Linked DNA regions of Homo sapiens: region 2 is linked to region 1. The links are chromatin loops, found by intact Hi-C in ENCODE. Cell type or tissue: dorsolateral prefrontal cortex. All regions are shown on one strand. Each heading gives the region's core, and the rest is flanking DNA. Links, peaks and the distances in the headings are about the cores only.

Region 1 (8,269 bases), core at 1-8,000:
GGTTGACACAAGTTAAAATATGCCCAAGGCCACAGGCCAAGTGACAGAATCAGAACAAGTGCAGAGCCATGGCCTAATCCTTTCGCCACAAGAACACAGCTCTCAGATGCAAACCACTTGATTTGTCCCTGTCCATGAGAAATGCCAGAGTTCTTATCAAGAGGGGATGAAACAGACTTCATGCTCCTAGGACTGGCTGACTTCCATCCAAACGTTCACATTTTATTCTCTTGAAATATGTATTTTGTACCTCCTGAGGCTAGGCCTAGCTAGTCACCAGGGATACAAATGTAAGACCACTGGGTGCCTGCCCTCATAACGCCTGCAGTCCAGCCATGATCGCTCGCTGGTAAAAACCTCTGTCCCATCAGAGGCAGCACTCACCCACAGAACCACTTTCTCTGGGCTTGCAGGTGCTGGCGGGCTGCCTCCATCTGCTGGTGTGCCTGCCTAAAACTTAATTCTTTGAACTCCTTATCCAGCTGGCAAAGGGAAGCCATTGGAAGTTACAGATGTTTCCTAGCAAGGACAAGAAATCGCTTACACTAAGACCTCTGTGTCTATTCCTGAGCTCTGACTCACCTATCTTTTGGGTACTGGCCACAATAACACTTCTTTATTTTATTCCTAAAAGAACAAAGCTGGAAAGGAATATTTGATCTTGGAGACGGGAATACTAGCAAGTCATCACAAGATGATAAAATATGCAGAACAAAAGTACACACGTTTCTGCAAGGGACTAAGAAAATATTTAGAAACTGTTTCATCAGACAACTGTTAATTCATTACAGCAAAAGTGTAGACATAGGGAGAAAGAACTGATACAAGCAAAAGGTGGGGAAGAACAGGGGAGAAGACAAAGTGGGAGAAAAAGCCAGAAGGCCTGAGACATCCATGTTATCATGAGGATTTAGAGTAGAAAGGACTCAAATTATCCAGTCCCATCACCCACTGAAAGCCGGGGGCCTCAACCACAGCCACAACATAATCATTACTATGTGCCAGGAACTGCACTGAATGCTCTCACATATCATCACTTCAGGTAATCCAGGCCAGGCGCGATGGCTCATGCCTATGATCCCAGCACTTTGGGAAACTGAGGCAGGTGCATCACCTGAGGTCAGGAGTTTGAGACCAGCCTGGCCAACATGGCAAAACCCCATCTCTATTAAAAATACAAAAATTAGCTGGGTATGGTGGTGCACGCCTGTTATCCCAGCTACTAGGGAGGCTGAGGCAGGAGAATCACTTGAACCCGGGAGTCACAGGTGGCAGTGAGCCGAGATCATGCCACTGTACACAAGCCTGGGCGACAGAGTGAGATTCTGTCTCAAAAAAAAAAAAAAAAGTAATCCAGATAACCCTGTGAGTTGTATATGATTAGTGTTCTGATTTAACGATCGAGAACACTGAGACTTAGATTAGTTAAATGTCCAGTAAAAGAGCACAGAGAGAGTAAATGGCACAGCTTGGAAACAAATTCCGGTCTGTCTCTAAAGCCCATGCTCTTAACTGTATTCTGCCTCTCGGGTTTGATAGACACTTCTACCCCTGAGTGCCTTGTCAAGTAGATCTGACCCTGGGGAAGGTAAAGCACAGACAGAGAAGAATTATAAAAGATGAGAACCCTGCTATGGGCTCTGCCTCCCAGTCACAAAGTCCTGAGCTCACACATTCTGCTCCCCAATACGGTCTCCACCTCCCCACTTCTAGTGCTGGGGCGGCAGGATCCTGATGCTGTAGAAGAAGTTTCCCGGGAACCAGATATAAAACACTTCCTCCTGTAGCATCTTTCCACACCTTCTACTGACAACACTTTAGTGCCAGCTCCAAAGAAAACATACTTCCAGGGGCCAGATCCGTTTTCACTGAGCAATTAGAAACGATGAATTTGGAGCTGAATATCAATCCACTGAAAACTGGTACACTGGCTGACCCTCCACGCCAAGGCCAGGAAACAACGTGTTTGAAGGCCTTCTAAGCAGGGCTGGCAGAAGAGGCTAGGTATGCTGGGTATAGCATATGCCACGTGGACTCTGTTGAGAACTGCTGGAATTAAGCCCAAGGTACCTCCTTGGACACGTCTGGTATCTGCTAGTATGAGCATTAGTCATTTCTCTCTAAAAGAGGAGTTGGAGGCCCTTTTGCTCCGGCTAACAGGAATGGAAAAACAGGTGAGGAAAAAGTACTCAACATGAAAAGAGTTAATAGTTTTGATGGTGGGAGTCCTTTGAAAGACCAAGTCACATCATCTGGGGAAAGCAGGGCCCTGGGAAGACATAAACTATCTCCTGTATCTCTATGACCACTGCCTACATTGCCTTTGTCCATGTAAGTGTTGTGTGACTTTGACAGAAAGAAACCGGAAGGTAAAGGAGCCGTGGTCATAAAACTTATTTTTCTTCCTTTCTACCTTGTTACTAGAATCATGTACTCTTGAGGACACAGCTATTGAATCCTGATTGATAAGCCAATCTCAATTGGCCCAACCCAACTTTCCTGGCCTCCTCTGCAGCCAAGAATGGTCATGTGACCTAGGTCAAATAATGGGGGGAAAGAATCAGAGGAAGGGAAGCTTTAGGAGAAGCTTCTATTTCTTGAGAAAAGGCTCCAGCCCCTTCACCTTTCTTTCTGCTTAGACCACAGCTATGAGGCCTGCAGGCCTTGTGACGCTATGGTGGCAAGCCAATGCATGAGGGATGCCAAAGGAGAGACCAAAGTGGCCTGGGTCTTTGCAGACATCCAGTGAAGAAACCAGCCCCATACCCCACACTGTGTTACATGAGAAAAGTTAACTCTTGCTTCATGGTTGTGAGGTATTTTGCTAATTATAGCTGGGCACACTTTTAATTTATCCAAACAGGTTCCCAGACATAGCTGACTAGCTTGTGACAGTTTGCAAAGAATTTTCAAACCTGTCTCTTGTCTGATCCCTGTGTCAACAATGTGAGCTAGGAAGAACAAGTGCTGTGAGACCGTTTTAAGGATAAAAACATGGTTTAGGTAGGTGAAAGGATCTGGGCAGAGCATGGAGATGGTTAGTGGCAGAGTAGGATTTGTCTGGGCCTACTGAGTTACCATCTTGGATGGTGCTGGTAGGAAGACCTACCCTGGCTGCTAAATGAGTACCGTTTTCAGGGGGCCTATCCTTGGATCACGGTCCTACAGAAGCCAGCACACTGTCACAAAATATAAACAAGGCTAATTCAATATTTTGGTCTCTGGCCTCAGCTGAGAAATAAAGATTGGCCTGCTAGTTTCAGCTGCTTCCACTGAGCCACTGCATGAGGATGAGGGATAATTTCTTTCCTCCCCTAGGTCCAACAGCAAGGAAGGCTCTTCCAGACAGGAGGCATGCTGGGGTTAGAGGTCACAGAGGAGGAATGAGTATCTGGTCCAAATAGTGAGGGATCGGTCCATGAAAGTGGTTAAACTTCTGCTTCTCCTTCAAGTTGTTACTTACATTGTCACTGGTTTAAATGATTCATTTGCCAACTCCTTCGAAGTAAACGTTATCATTAAGAATAAGAAAATAAAAAGACACTGTCTTTAGGACAATTTAGGACAAATTGTGTGTATCTCCAGTAAATGATATCCATTTTAAAAACGGTAAAGAAAAGGAGGGAAGAGGAAGGAGGAGAAGTGAGGGAAGGGGAAGAAGGAGAAAAGGAGAAAGGGAAAGAAAGAGAAAGAATGAAAAGGGAGCGTTTGAATTGAGTATTTCAGTGAAGACTCTCTTAGGCAATAGGTTAAAATTCCACATCTCCCAGAGCCTGGTTTCCTCCTGGAAAAACACAGACAGTGCTGCTGCCTTATAGGGTTGTTGGGAAGCTCCTCATTATTCATTGTCGGTGTGCTGGCACCATCTGGAGGCCTGGCCAAACCTTAGCACGCCTTGAGAACCTGGAAGATCACTAACTGGTCTGGATCAACAGGGCTGTACATTGCTCTACTAATTCCTTATGGTGGCAATGTTACTCTCTGGAGTGCCTGGGGACAACCTGCAGGACCCTCTGGGGCAGCCCTGTACTGACTCTCACCTCTGTGGTCATGAAACACCCCCAGCAGCCTGGAAGAAGATGAAAATACTTGGTGAAAGCCAGCACTACTGACTTTCTGGGCCCTCTCCAGTTGACGAGATGTGCTCTGACATAATTAGGGAAGTGAGATGAAATCCCCCCAACCCACATGTGGACAATCACTCCTGCCTTTTCCCTTAAAGCCCATTTGGGCTCAAGAGATATGCTCTACCACCCAATTTTTAACTTCATTTAAAAATTTCCCTCATTTTTCCCTTGACCAAGTCGGTATTTCTGCTCTCCAAGCTCTCTAAAGGCAGACATATCTTTTGAAGTCCTGATACGCAAGTAAGTTCCTAATAATTGGTTCTGGATGACAAGAATCACATGCAGTGAAAACTGAAAACCAACACATTTCATCTTTAGAATAAAGCTTTGTTTCACTTGTTTTGGAACAAAGGCAAACAGTTGTAGCCCATTTCGGTTTCACTACTCTGCATAGTGGATTTCAGGTTTCCACACAGAACCGTACAGAACCTTTCCTTGAAATCAGTACCACACCAACATAAATGTATTTATTTAGGCTTTTGGGATTTGAGAGGATGGGTTGGAGACAGAGGAGGAAATTACCAAGAGAGAATCCATTCCTTGTAGTCCAGTGTGTTGGCTACAATACATGATGTAATTCAAATCCTGACCACCTGAGGAACCTTTACCTCTATCTGCTTCAGTTCTTTCACTCAAAAGTGGGGTTAATAATAGTATTTACTTCATAGTCATTGTGAAGGCCATGCCTGGAACACAGGAAGCACTAAAATGTCAGCCATTATCATCTCCTCAAGGAGCTCAATCTATCAAAAACAGAATCAAGAGGGAGAGAATCAAAGGCTGGCCAGCAGTACAAATTACAACTGAGCAGGGATAACTCCAGCGTTCCCTGGAGCTCTGCTGTCCCTCGAGACTAGAGCAAGAGTCTCGATTTATCCAGTGCAGTGGCACTATCTCAGCTCACTGCAGCCTTGACCTCCCAGACTGAAGCGATCCTCCCACCTCAGCTTCCCGAGTAGCTGGGACCACAGGAGCATATCACCACACCCAGTTAATTTATGTATTTTTAGAAGAGATAGGGTTTCGCCAGGTTGCCCAGGCTGGTCTCAGACTCCTAGGCTCAAGTGATCTGCCCACCTCGGCCTTCCAAAGTACTGGGATTACAGGCATGAGCCACTGTGCCCGGGCTAGTCCTGATTATGTTGACTGCAGATGGACTCGTTCAGTACTGAGGGCTGCACAGCCACCGCTGGATTTTGAGCATATGCTGCATATATGATTTTTATTTAAGTAAAGAATTGTGTATCGATGCTAAACATGACTTTAGAAGCAAATATATTAAAAATAATTTCTAAGTTGGTTTATCACCGATTCTCAATGCCATAATACCCTTTCTTGCAATTGAAGGTTGAAATCTGCTTCCAACAAATATTCCACATTGTAAAGTCTGCTCCCAATCTGTGTTTTTTATATAAAACTCCATCAACAAGCTCTGTTCTTGCAGGGCCTATGTTTCAAGGTGTTTATGACATGGATCTGCACTGATGTAGAAGGTTCCACAGGGTAAATCTCATGATTTTCACGTCTATCAAAAATTTAAGTATTCCAACTGGCATGGTAAGCCCCCAGGTGCAAATCCATACTAACACTTCATATACTTGTGTATGTGTAAACAGCCACCGGAAAGAGGTCAGACTTCCTTCAACTGGCCCAATGCATTCCACTGGCTTATATGAATCCCCCACCCTTCCCAGATTTAAGATTTGCTTCTCCACCTCCATTTTAAAATCATACAACTAACTTTGCTTTTCTCTCCAAGTAAAAGGCAGAAATCTACACACACTTCTGTTTCCTTCTACTGCTGTGATTTTGCTCCATTGGCTGATGTTTTAAACAATGGTTGATAAGGACCATAGAGAACTCATTCCAAGGCATCCTATTTTTGGTGTGTCTGAACCTCTAGCAGTGTTGACGAGGAATGAACATTATTCTCCCAAGATGAAGCTGGAGCAACCTCAGGGATTTTCACCCTTGAACCAAATGAAGCCCCCAGTTCTCCTTCCCCAGCTGAGAAGGCTTCATCGAGTTGGGAGGGTGGCAGTGCCCTTGACTGTCTCTCCATGCCTGGACTGCACTGCCTCAGGAGGGCTGAGATGCCACGAGGAGCTCTGTGGGAACACTGGAAGGAGCACCCCGGTATCTCAGTATTGAACAGTGAGGCGATCTCCTGCCAGCCCAGCAACCTGCTGTCTGGGATGGACCAGTATAGGTCTATCTCCTCAATTTGTCACCATGCTCTTAGAATATGGACTATGCCTAGAAATCTAATCCAAACTCTGTTTTCCTACAAGCTGTATTTTAATAAGGTTCTATTTAGGTGGAAAATCGCATAATCAACACAATTACCTCATTCTTATAAATCTGTGCCCAATAACATTCAGAAGACCATGCCTTTCAGACTGTTTCAAATTCAGAGGCATTACAGTTCTGTCTCCCTTCAAGAACGCGCTGTCAACCCTTTCCTCACTTGAGGGAAACAATCTTGCAATGCTTTTCTAACAGCCTTCCACACAGGTCCTCTGACTTCTCTCCCTGTACTGCTCATCTTCTGGGCACCAAAGGCCCCTGGGTCACTATGTGAGACGCTGCCTCCTCCTTGTCCATGGAGAACAGCTTCCACACACTTGCACTTGCTTGGTGGCTTCTGTCCATGGGCAGCTGCCACCCATCTCTCTTTGCTCTCAGATAGCAACTTCTTTTCCCATCCCTCAACACCGCAGCTCCCATATCGGCTGCCAAACTGTTAGGGTTGGAGTAATAGTAAAAAGCCTCCAGGCAAATTACAACCACAACAGCTGTGTTTACTAAGAGCTACAAATGAACTCATCCCAGCACTATTGGAGCAGGAAGGCAGTGATTTGGAACCTTCCAGAAGTGCCCCACCCTCAGGATGTTCACTGGCTGCCTGAGCCTCCAGCTTCCCAAGCCAGCCCTGGCGTTCGCAGGAGACCCTCTGCTGAGCACCAAGGGCCTCTTTTCATGGACAGCAGTCTTGTATGTTTTCTTCTCACAGCTGCAGTGATTTGCACTTAGCTGTTTATGCTGCTGGGAGGGCTGCCAGCCACCCACGCAATAAGCAACTGGCTAGTGGTTTTCATGCGGGGGCACCAAGAAAACTACTCTCCATTCCCAGGCTTCTGGAACACCTCCCTAACCACCTTCGACAAAGGCCTAAGATTCTATCATCCATCATTCAAACATTTGTACCATGAGTGGCCTGCTCTAGCTCTACAGTGTAAAGGTCACAGGAAAGGAGGGACACTGAGAAGAGTATGACTTATCCTAAAGGTGGACTGTTTCTTCTAAATGTCTCTGAGGCTTTATCACCTGTAAAATAGACACATGCTTCAAGAGGCTACGAGACAGTGCTTTAAGAGATCTAAAATTCATACAAATTTTTATTTGCATTCCTGGGTTAAAAGATAAGCATTCTTGAGAGATATATCACTGAAACCCATAACCATGTTTTGCACCCCACATGGATTTATGCGATTGGCTGTTATCATGGAAACAAGGGGGCAAGTCCTTGGAAGCCGTGTGGTTGATCAGCTGTACTGGGAAGCAAAGGCCCGGAGCACTGGATGCAACCGAGGTAAAACAAAGGAATAGCAAGTGTCTTCTACAGCCTGATGTGGTTGCTGGCTACATGGCAGCCATATACCACACATGGACAGGAAGAGATTAAGGTTTTTCTGAACAAGGAAAATGGGTGGCTACCTAGTGTAGCATTTCCCAAGCCTGCCTGTTTGGAGCACCTGTTGGAGCATACAGATTTCCTGGTCCCTCCCCTGGAAATTCTAACTAAATGAGGGTGACAAGAGGCCCTGGCATGTGGATGCTGAACAAGTTCCCAGCTGGCACTTAAGATCAGGCAAGGTTTTTTTTTTTTTTTTTAAACAAAACAAAACAACAAACACAGACCTAGGTTCTAAGAATGAACTTCAGCTTTCCTGAATCTCCCTGGAACACAGACTGGAAATCATCTTAGCAAAGAACCCAACACATCAATGCTATTCCAGAGGGCCATGTCAGAGTCCTGCCTGGACCTACAACCAAGCTATTGCTTGGAACTGTAAGCTATGAGAAGCTCTACCAGTTGAGTTCTAAGGGGGAGTTTTCTCTCACAAATGGGAAGAAGTCCA
Region 2 (8,304 bases), core at 160-8,159, 75 kb before region 1:
GAAGTGACACTGGTAGCGTTGCCCAAATGTAGGCACTCGGCTTTCCCTTGTGTTCTAACATGCTCTGTGAACTGTGTGGGGTGTCCATTTTGGGCCGTAGCCAGGAGGCCCGCCAGCTTCAGAGAGGCCATGCAGATGAGGGCCAGTGTCATCTGCAGACAAACTGTTGGGTGGGGCATGGACTAACCTTCCCTGTCTCCAGGGCATTTGCCTAACCAGCTGCTCATGGCTCACTGCTTCCTGGCTCAAAAGCTGCTCTTGAAAGGGAGAAATCTATTCTAGGTCCAATGGTCGCTGGTGCTCAGCCCCTTATAGAGCTATTTTTATTAGCTCATTCTTAAAGATTTTTCTCAAAATCTAGCAGTTCACTTTCTAATTGAATTTCCTTCTAGGGGAAGGCAGCACAAGGAGAGTGCGCTAACATGAGTAGTGGTGGATGTGATATAAGGGAAGGAATACACAGTAGTAAAACCTTCCCCTCTCCACTCCTTAAGTATACCTTCCTGTCTTCCTACCAGCCGTTTCAACAGTGTGCTGCAAACCGTGAAATACAGCTGGGGGAAGCTGTGTGCTGGGGACGCGCCTAGACAGCAGCTCAGCTTTGTTCTGGAGGTGACCCTGCATGCACCCGCCCCCCCAAAAATCACTTCCACCTGTCACACAAGAAAAGTTTATTGAAAAATAAAGTTCTCCCTAGTTTTCTCTACAACAGTGGAAAACAAAGCAGTGCTCTCTATGCCAGGACAGTACATTTGGACGGCGACACCTTGTTTGCAGAATCCTGCATTACTTAACCCCCGAAGTGAATCACACAAAATGGCTGTAACCAGGATCTGTTTGAAGACACAGATGCAAACGGCCATTAGCTTAAAGACGTCAAGGTTGTGACAGCAACTACAGTGGAAGGGACGTCACCATCTCCTTTGGCATCAACTATTATGCTATTAATACTTGGGTAGGACAATGAGCAAAATGCTTCCCAAGTTCGCTCCCTCTCAGCTTTGGCAGATGTGAAGCTGCTCTGAGGTTCCTGACACGCTGTCCTGAGAGGCGTGTAGACCTCCAGCACCACAGATCCTTTGAGCACCACCCCGTCCCCGCCATCCTCCATCAACAGTGGCCCTGCCCACCACATAAGCACAGGGTTCTCCAGCCGTGGGGTCAGGGTGGCATTGAGGGAGTGTCTTAAGGCTCCACAAAATCTGGGCTACAGAGATGCTTTGCAGATGGGAAATTCCAGTCACTGCATCCACAGGACGAGACTGCTGATTTGGCGGAACAGAATCCAAAGGAATTTGACGAAGTCACCAAACTCCAGCAAATTCCACACCTGCAATCTATCCAGAGTTGTGCCAAGACAGGGCAGGAGATAAGGAGATAGATAAAACTTTGAATCCATCAGGGAAGTAAGAGGCTAAATCCTCTCCCCCAAAACAAAAAGCAAACCGATATTTAGGTGATTTGGGAAAACATTCAGTCATGAGCAGCCTCTAGGAGCTGTTCTGAGAGGCCAAAATCCCTGCCCCATTGCCCCCAGCTGGCAGGGTGGGGTTGGTTTTCTCCAGGAGGCGGCCAGGGAATAACCTTTAATTTGATGGAAACATGCAGAACTAACCAGTCTGGGAGTCTGATCCCTGAGGACAGGAGGGGCCACCCCAGCCTGTAGGGGCCGGCAAAGGGACCTGCCTGGGGAATGTGTAAGTTCAATTGGTCATTCCTTCTCCCTTAACGCAGAAAAGCCTCTATTATTGCATTCAAAGGAATACTGTTAACTTTGACTCAAGGGGTGCAGTCTGCCAGAGAACCCATTTTAATTTCTAGCTCAAAAATGTTCCTTGAGGAAAACCCTTGGAATGTTCTGAAAGACGTCAGTGGGGTAAGGTCCAGTATGTGGCTAGCCAAAGGTCACCTTTACCTTTTCCAGCTGGAGTTCATAAATTCTTGCAGCCTTGTTTCCTTGGGGGCTGAAGTCTGGCATATTTTCAAACCAGTGCATTCAAGAATACAGTAAGATCCCAACCAGCAGGGTAGGCCGAGAACTGGGCTACTCTAAACCAGTAATTCCTACAACATTCAATCAACTTGGAATCATGTTTTCATGTAGGTATTATTTTTGAATCAACAGGAAGGGAATGAGCTCAGCTCTATTTCTCAAGTTTTACGAAACACTAATAACAATATTTAACATTTACTAGGGCTTACTATGTGCCAAGCACTGTGCTAAACACTGAATCCTCACAAAACCCTAAGTGCTAAGAAAGCTAGGGTAATTTTTTTCTGCATTCAAGACTCTACAGCTAATTTGGTCTTTTGCTATAAAAACTTGGTCTCCCACTTTTTGTTGAAGCGAACAAGAATCACAGGAACTCACCCTCAGCTTCACGAAACTCCCAGCTTCCTAAATGAGCATGAATCTATTTATGTCCATCCGTCTACTCACATGAAGATGCTCTGCAGCTCCACAGGGATGGATGGGATTAGAATAAAGCCAATATGGAAATTAAAATACTTTTAAATAAATAAAATAATCCAGGCTTGGGATAGTAACACATACAACAGAGCCTGTCGTTAACAAAATAGACTTTTCTTTTTAAATCAAGAATTTTTGGCCAGAGGTGAGGGTGGCAATGTCTAATATACACAAGCTAGGTAAACCACCTTGGAGAAATGGGGTGGCCACCGTGGTCTGCCCTAAAAGGCACACACCTACCTACAGACATACAGTTTCAGTCCAACACATCATACTGATGTCAACCCTGTCAGTGAGCTGCACTGGGCTCCACTCCCAAAGGGGAAGCTCATTATTCACTTTTATTAAATCTTGCATTCACTAAAGAAACAAAAAAGGGGTGCACGTTCTTTCCCTTTCATGATGCTAAAGTATTTCTTCTCCAAGCAGGGCCCTGAACTCCTTGGATGCACCCATTCACATGATTCTGCCTCAGCCACACCTCAGCAAGTGCGTGGGTGGCAGGGAACACAGGCTGGTTGACACGTTGGCAACCAGCAGTCCCAAGGTAGACCCAAAGGTATGGCAGAATCCAGCCCTTTCTTGAGGTTCTCAAGGCTTCACACCCTCCTCTGTGGGTGGAAGTGCACATGCATACACGCTATGGCCTGGCGGGGGGGTTATAGGGAGCGTCTGGTGTCCAGCTTCAACAGCTACAGTGGCTCAAGAACATGTCCTGTCTCTTAGCTGGAGGAGTCTGCTATTGCCCTTCAACAGCATCCGGATTCCAAAAACCCCAAAGAAAAACGAAAAGGCACATCAAGGAAACAAATATCACTAAAGAAACTGACTAATATCTCCAAACGCACAGCAAACACACAAAAAAGCAAACTGTAATGAGCAGTGACACAAACCCAGTCCAAACAAAAATGAAAAGCATCTCCATTTATACATGTGCAAATCAAACTGCATACACAAAATAAATGCGGTGTTTACCAGCATTCAAAGAAGTCTTTTTACTCCTCAAAGTATCTACCTTTCAATGGAAAGCTTTCTCTTTTAGTAAATTAGATGAATGTTTTCCCTCAAGTTTTTTAAGAGCTTAGGATCACAATGGGGAAAATAATCCAAAAAAACAGGCAAGATATTATAGCGGGGAAAAACATTAATCATAACTTAGGATTTCTCTCCCCATGGAACTGTTATCAGCTATAAATCGGTTTAGGATTCTATCAAGATCAGCAATGGCAAAACCTCCGCAGGCTTCCAGCCCACACAGGGGCACCTTCCTCTCCTCTTCCATGCAGGGCAGTTGGAAGCCCCCTCCCCAGTTTCCTCTCCAGGATCACTGACTAGACCTGGGCCAAGTCTGAGGAGGCCTGGGAGCCAGTACACATTCAGGGGTCACTGACTCTTCAGATAATGCCCTAAACAACTGGAGTGTGGGCTTGTTTGCTCCAAGAGCAGCTGCCCTGTCAGTGGAACTCCGGCGCACTTCCACTCAATACTGGACTGGGGGGGATGAAAGAGGGATTTTTAAATGGCAGAAAAGTGTTCTTCTGGGCTGTCTGGCCCGGGCAGGGCGGGTTGTGACTTGGAAAAGAAGGGGAAGGTAGGGAGGCCTTGAACTTAGGGACAGCCAGCAAATGATCCTTGCAGCTTTTGGAACACAAGGCAGGGCTAAGGTTACCTTTCAGCTTCCTTGCTTAAGTAGCAGTGGCTAAGTGGGTTAAACTTTGCTCGGCCTGCAGGCTCCCCCTGTTGGTCAGATACTTGCATTGACATCCTCAGTGTTCAATGCTCCTGGAAGAGCCCAGGAGAGGGCGGCACTGGCCCAGGGATTGCAGGTCAGGGAACTCTAGCAAATTCCCACACCCTAGGGTACAGCCAAGAGGCCCATTCACAAGGAAAAAGCTCTTCCTTACAGCAAGGATGCCAGTCATCTGCCCTCCTACTGCAGGAAACTGCCCTTGCTTAAAAGAAATGCACAGGCTCATACACACACACACACACACACACACACACACACACACACACACACACACTCACTCACCAAGGTTTCCTTTGGACTTCTGCCCTTCTTCCTAGGCCCAAGCAGAGGCTATTCTCAGCCAGGTCTGGAGGCGCCCCTGTGATGATGCTCAGGGCAGAGGCCTCCCCATGGTACTCTACCTGGCAGATGTGCTTGGGGGCCACCTAAGGAGTGGAGGAGGCCCCGGGTGCCCCCCACCCTCCTCTTAGACTGGAGATACAATTGAGACGCACTGAGCAGGGATCTCAGTGGGCCTAAGAAAAAAGGCTGGCTGCACATTTGTGTAGCAATTGAGAAAGAAGCAGAATGTAACTTCCCAGACTTAAAGGCCCCACACTAACTCTAGTCCCCATGAAGCGGAATTCTTCCTTTCCCTCACATTCTGAAAGCTACCAGCCATTACGCCTTGCCCATCAGTTCTGCCCAGCGGAGGCTCCACTGGGCCGCCCTCTGTTAGCAGGAAGGGTGCTTGGAAGCCCCGGCACAGAGCACATCATTGAGCGACTGAGGCGCCCAGCAGAGGCCAAGTGGAGGACGCCAACCGCTCACATTAGGCAGAAGGGGTCTCACTTGCATCAGCATGGAGATGTCAGGGGCTTTTCAGAAACTTACAAACTTGTACAGAGCATGGCAGCAATGATTCAGTGGGGTGGGAACTTATACAAAGGCAGAGCATGGGGGGGTCCAGGGTTTGGAAGGTGGGGTCCAGTGTGTCTGACCAGGCCAACCTGATGACTGATTACTCAACAAGTCAGAGTGATCCTGCCTGAAGGAAAAGCCAGCACCAGATTCCCACCTTTGCGAGCTACACCCTCAGGTGAGTAGCCAGGACAGGGCACTGCATTCATCCTGAGCTGCCCCCACTCCCCCAGCAGACATCAAGAGCCCCCTTCCCTGGACTTTGGTGCCATCAGAGGGGACACAACACAAGCCCACCTGTCAGGAGCCCAGCTCCGGTCGCGCCACAAATTCTTAAGGACCGACTTCACTCCTGTCCAAATCTTGGCTCAAAGATAATCCTCTCCAAGTCCATGAACAGCGTGAGTCTTTCATCTCTACTTTCCTCCTCATAGCGGGGCTGGAGGGAGGGTGAGTTTACCAGAAACTCCAAAATCCCTCAATCCTGTATTTCCTTCCCAAAGGGATTCTAAAAGAAATTACGGCCAAGGTATGTGTCTGGGCATGGGGACATGGAGGAAAGGGGCCTCATCTCCTTTTTCGTCCCTGGCTGGGCTCTCTGGACAACACAGGCACGTCCCCCTGACTGAGGCAGCCCATGCTCTAGGTGCCATCTATGACGATGCCCTGGGGAGTTTGGCTGTGCTTCCAAAGCAAAAGTTTCTTTTGTTCTGCTGCCATCTGTTTTGAGCTGCCAGGTCCCCATGGCTGTCCCTGAGCAGGCCACCAGCCCCACGGCACACGGTCTCTCTCCTGCACCCTGCCCAAAGCAGACAGAACAACAGTATAGTGAAGGTGGATGATTAACAGTGGAAATAAAAGAAGCCTGTGATCAATCCCTCCTCTCCCTCCCGCGGTCCCCTCCCTCCCACCCGAATAAATAAGTTAATGGGTTTAGGAATATTCCCATTCAGAGTTCTTTCCCATCAGCTCAATTCCTCCTGTTTTGTTTTAAAGGACTCTTGAGACTTTCTTTTGCCCTGGAGCAGCTGCAGTGACAGTCTTCCCACAGTTGCTCCTTGAGAAACAGAAATGATGTTGTGCCAGGGACAAGCCAGGCTCCTGGCCTGACATACGCTCTTGTTTTGTTTTGGTGAAGACTCCACTGGGTTGCTCGGAGTGCAGCAAGGGCAATGCCAATTCAGAACCTTCTACGAAAAAGTTCAGGCTCTTGCCAGAGTCCCTGCATGACTTCTGTCCCTGGCCCTGCCTGACGGGGCTGGGGCCACTGTCTTCCCCAGCAGCATGGTGCAGGGCTGAGCAGGTAGCTGCTATAGGCAGTCTTTGCAGAGAGCCACCTGGCCCTTGATGAAGTCCCGGCAGGGGCAGACCCTCTGGTGCCTGGGGTGGGCGCCTGCACAGCTGAAGAGCAGGAGGTCACCTTGAAACACACAGTGCTTATTCTTAGGGTCAAAGGAGGGCACCAGGATGTCCTTGGCCAGCTCTGAGCTTTGGCAGGTCACCTTGTACCTGAAGAGGAAGAGAAAGGCACAAGTGTTGGTGATGAAGGGACAGAGCCTTTCCTCGTCACTGGCCCTGTGAGCCCCCATCTTGAGGCATGGGGGGATGTTCAGTTGTCTTGTCCTACTTTAGAAATGAAATGGTGCCCACCCTCTTCGTCTGCAATCCTCCACCTCTAGGCATCTAGACTCAGGAAGGCATGTGTGCACCAGGGAGTGTGTGCAGGGGTGTGTGTTTGAGGCTGCCTAGTGAAGCTTTGTCTGCAATGGAGAAAAACTGGAAACAACCCAAATACTCACCAAGCAGGGAATGGCCAAATAAATCATGGCCCTTCTGTGCTTTTAGAGTTCTCTGCAGCTGTTGAAAAAGAATGAGGGAGAAGAGAGGAGCAGGAGAGTCATCCTGGGGAAAGGTGAGTCCCAGAATGGGAAGCACAGGGGAACCAGCCCGCAGTGTGCACACGGGAGGTGAAGGCTGCAAGTCGAGACGGCTATGTGCTAATGCCTTAGCAATGGCTGCTTCCAAGAAGTGAGAGTGGGGCAAAGCTCAGCATCATTTACGTTCTTTAAGTATGTTTAACTTTTTAATTAAAGGCTTTAAAGAATTCCTGTTATATGGCCTTAGCCTCTTGCTGGAAAGCTATCAGACAGAAGGTGCTGTCCTGGGGCATCGCCTCCCTGGGTCTTTGCAGCCACCCTTAAGCCATGGCAATGGTAACCCCAGTTAGAGGAAGGTGAACTGAGGCTTCAGGATGTGCAGAGACGGCCTGAATCCAGGCCCTCTCTCCCCAGCCCTGTACTTCTGCCATCTTCTCCCAACAGCTGAGTGGTCTCAGGCGGTGGAGCCTGGTGGCTTTGCTTCCTTTGGCTGGGACCACTGCGTAGGGGGGCCAAGGATATTCTGATGTTTCCATTCCCAACAGTTTTGGCCTCTTATCTCATATCTTTCCCTCCCACTTGGGATGACTGCTCCCATCCACCTTGCTTCCTGAAGGAGGCAGCGGCCTCACCTGGTGTCCTGCATGAATGCGAGGTGGGAACCCATGCTGTATCTGATATCAGAGAAAGTGGTGTTGGGGGACGGGCAGACCTGGGTTTGAGTCCTGGCTTTGTCTTTTAGGAGCTGTGTGGCCCTGGACAAATGAGTGAGCCACTCTGTGGCTCAGATTCCCTTCCATAGAATGGGGATAAATGATTCTTTACTGCAGGAATTAAGTTAGTGCTTCTACAGCATGTGACAGAGTCAAGCTCTAAGTAAGTGGATAAATGGCAACCATCATTGTTGTCAGGATTGTGGTCATTGTCGTCATCACCCTGCCTTGGCAGACATCGGATGGGCTATACCACCTCCCCACTTGCTTGTCCAGTGGTATGAATTTACACACCAACCATTTCTATTTCACTTGGTTCATGGAAGTCTCATTTTTCTGCTGACACGGAGGGGATGAGGATGGGGAGCCTGAGGTTTCTCGTTGCCTCTGAGAAGCTTCCAAATGGGCTTGTATGTGTATGTATGCATATGTGTGTGTACATGGGCATGTGTGTAGAGCATGTTTATGTACTTGCATTTGTGTGCGTGCATGCGTATGCATATGTGTATGTGTATGTAAAGCATCATTTTCTCTCCTACTCCTGCCCTGTCTTTCTCTAGCTAACCAGCTGCCTGGGGCCTTCCTCCCCTTGCC

Evidence for each region. Peaks named below come from ENCODE experiments on the same cell type or tissue, not always from the same donor. Only the 100,000 strongest peaks of a DNase experiment are listed, where the experiment ranks them.
Region 2: it touches region 1 in a loop (8-fold over the local background); 22 of 110 quality-filtered maps call a loop at or near these places.

The regions. Positions count from the first base shown.
Region 1 is chr2:134,371,697-134,379,965 of GRCh38, reverse strand. The region is part of intron 10 of MGAT5 (alpha-1,6-mannosylglycoprotein 6-beta-N-acetylglucosaminyltransferase); the gene reads right to left. Among named protein-coding and RNA genes, the nearest start is that of MGAT5, 120 kb to the right of the region's middle. RefSeq lists an enhancer at 7,099-7,603. In dorsolateral prefrontal cortex, for the core only: CTCF peaks have their summits at 3,682 and 3,883 (motif pointing left); DNase peaks (open chromatin) are centred at 3,875 and 7,185; H3K4me3 peaks cover 515 bases; H3K27ac peaks cover 3,416 bases.
Region 2 is chr2:134,446,974-134,455,277 of GRCh38, reverse strand. MGAT5 (alpha-1,6-mannosylglycoprotein 6-beta-N-acetylglucosaminyltransferase) reads right to left here. Exons shown (of 16, transcript NM_002410.5): 16 at 657-6,629. The coding sequence ends at 6,431. Among named protein-coding and RNA genes, the nearest start is that of MGAT5, 200 kb to the right of the region's middle. In dorsolateral prefrontal cortex, for the core only: CTCF peaks have their summits at 4,024 and 4,233; a DNase peak (open chromatin) is centred at 4,237.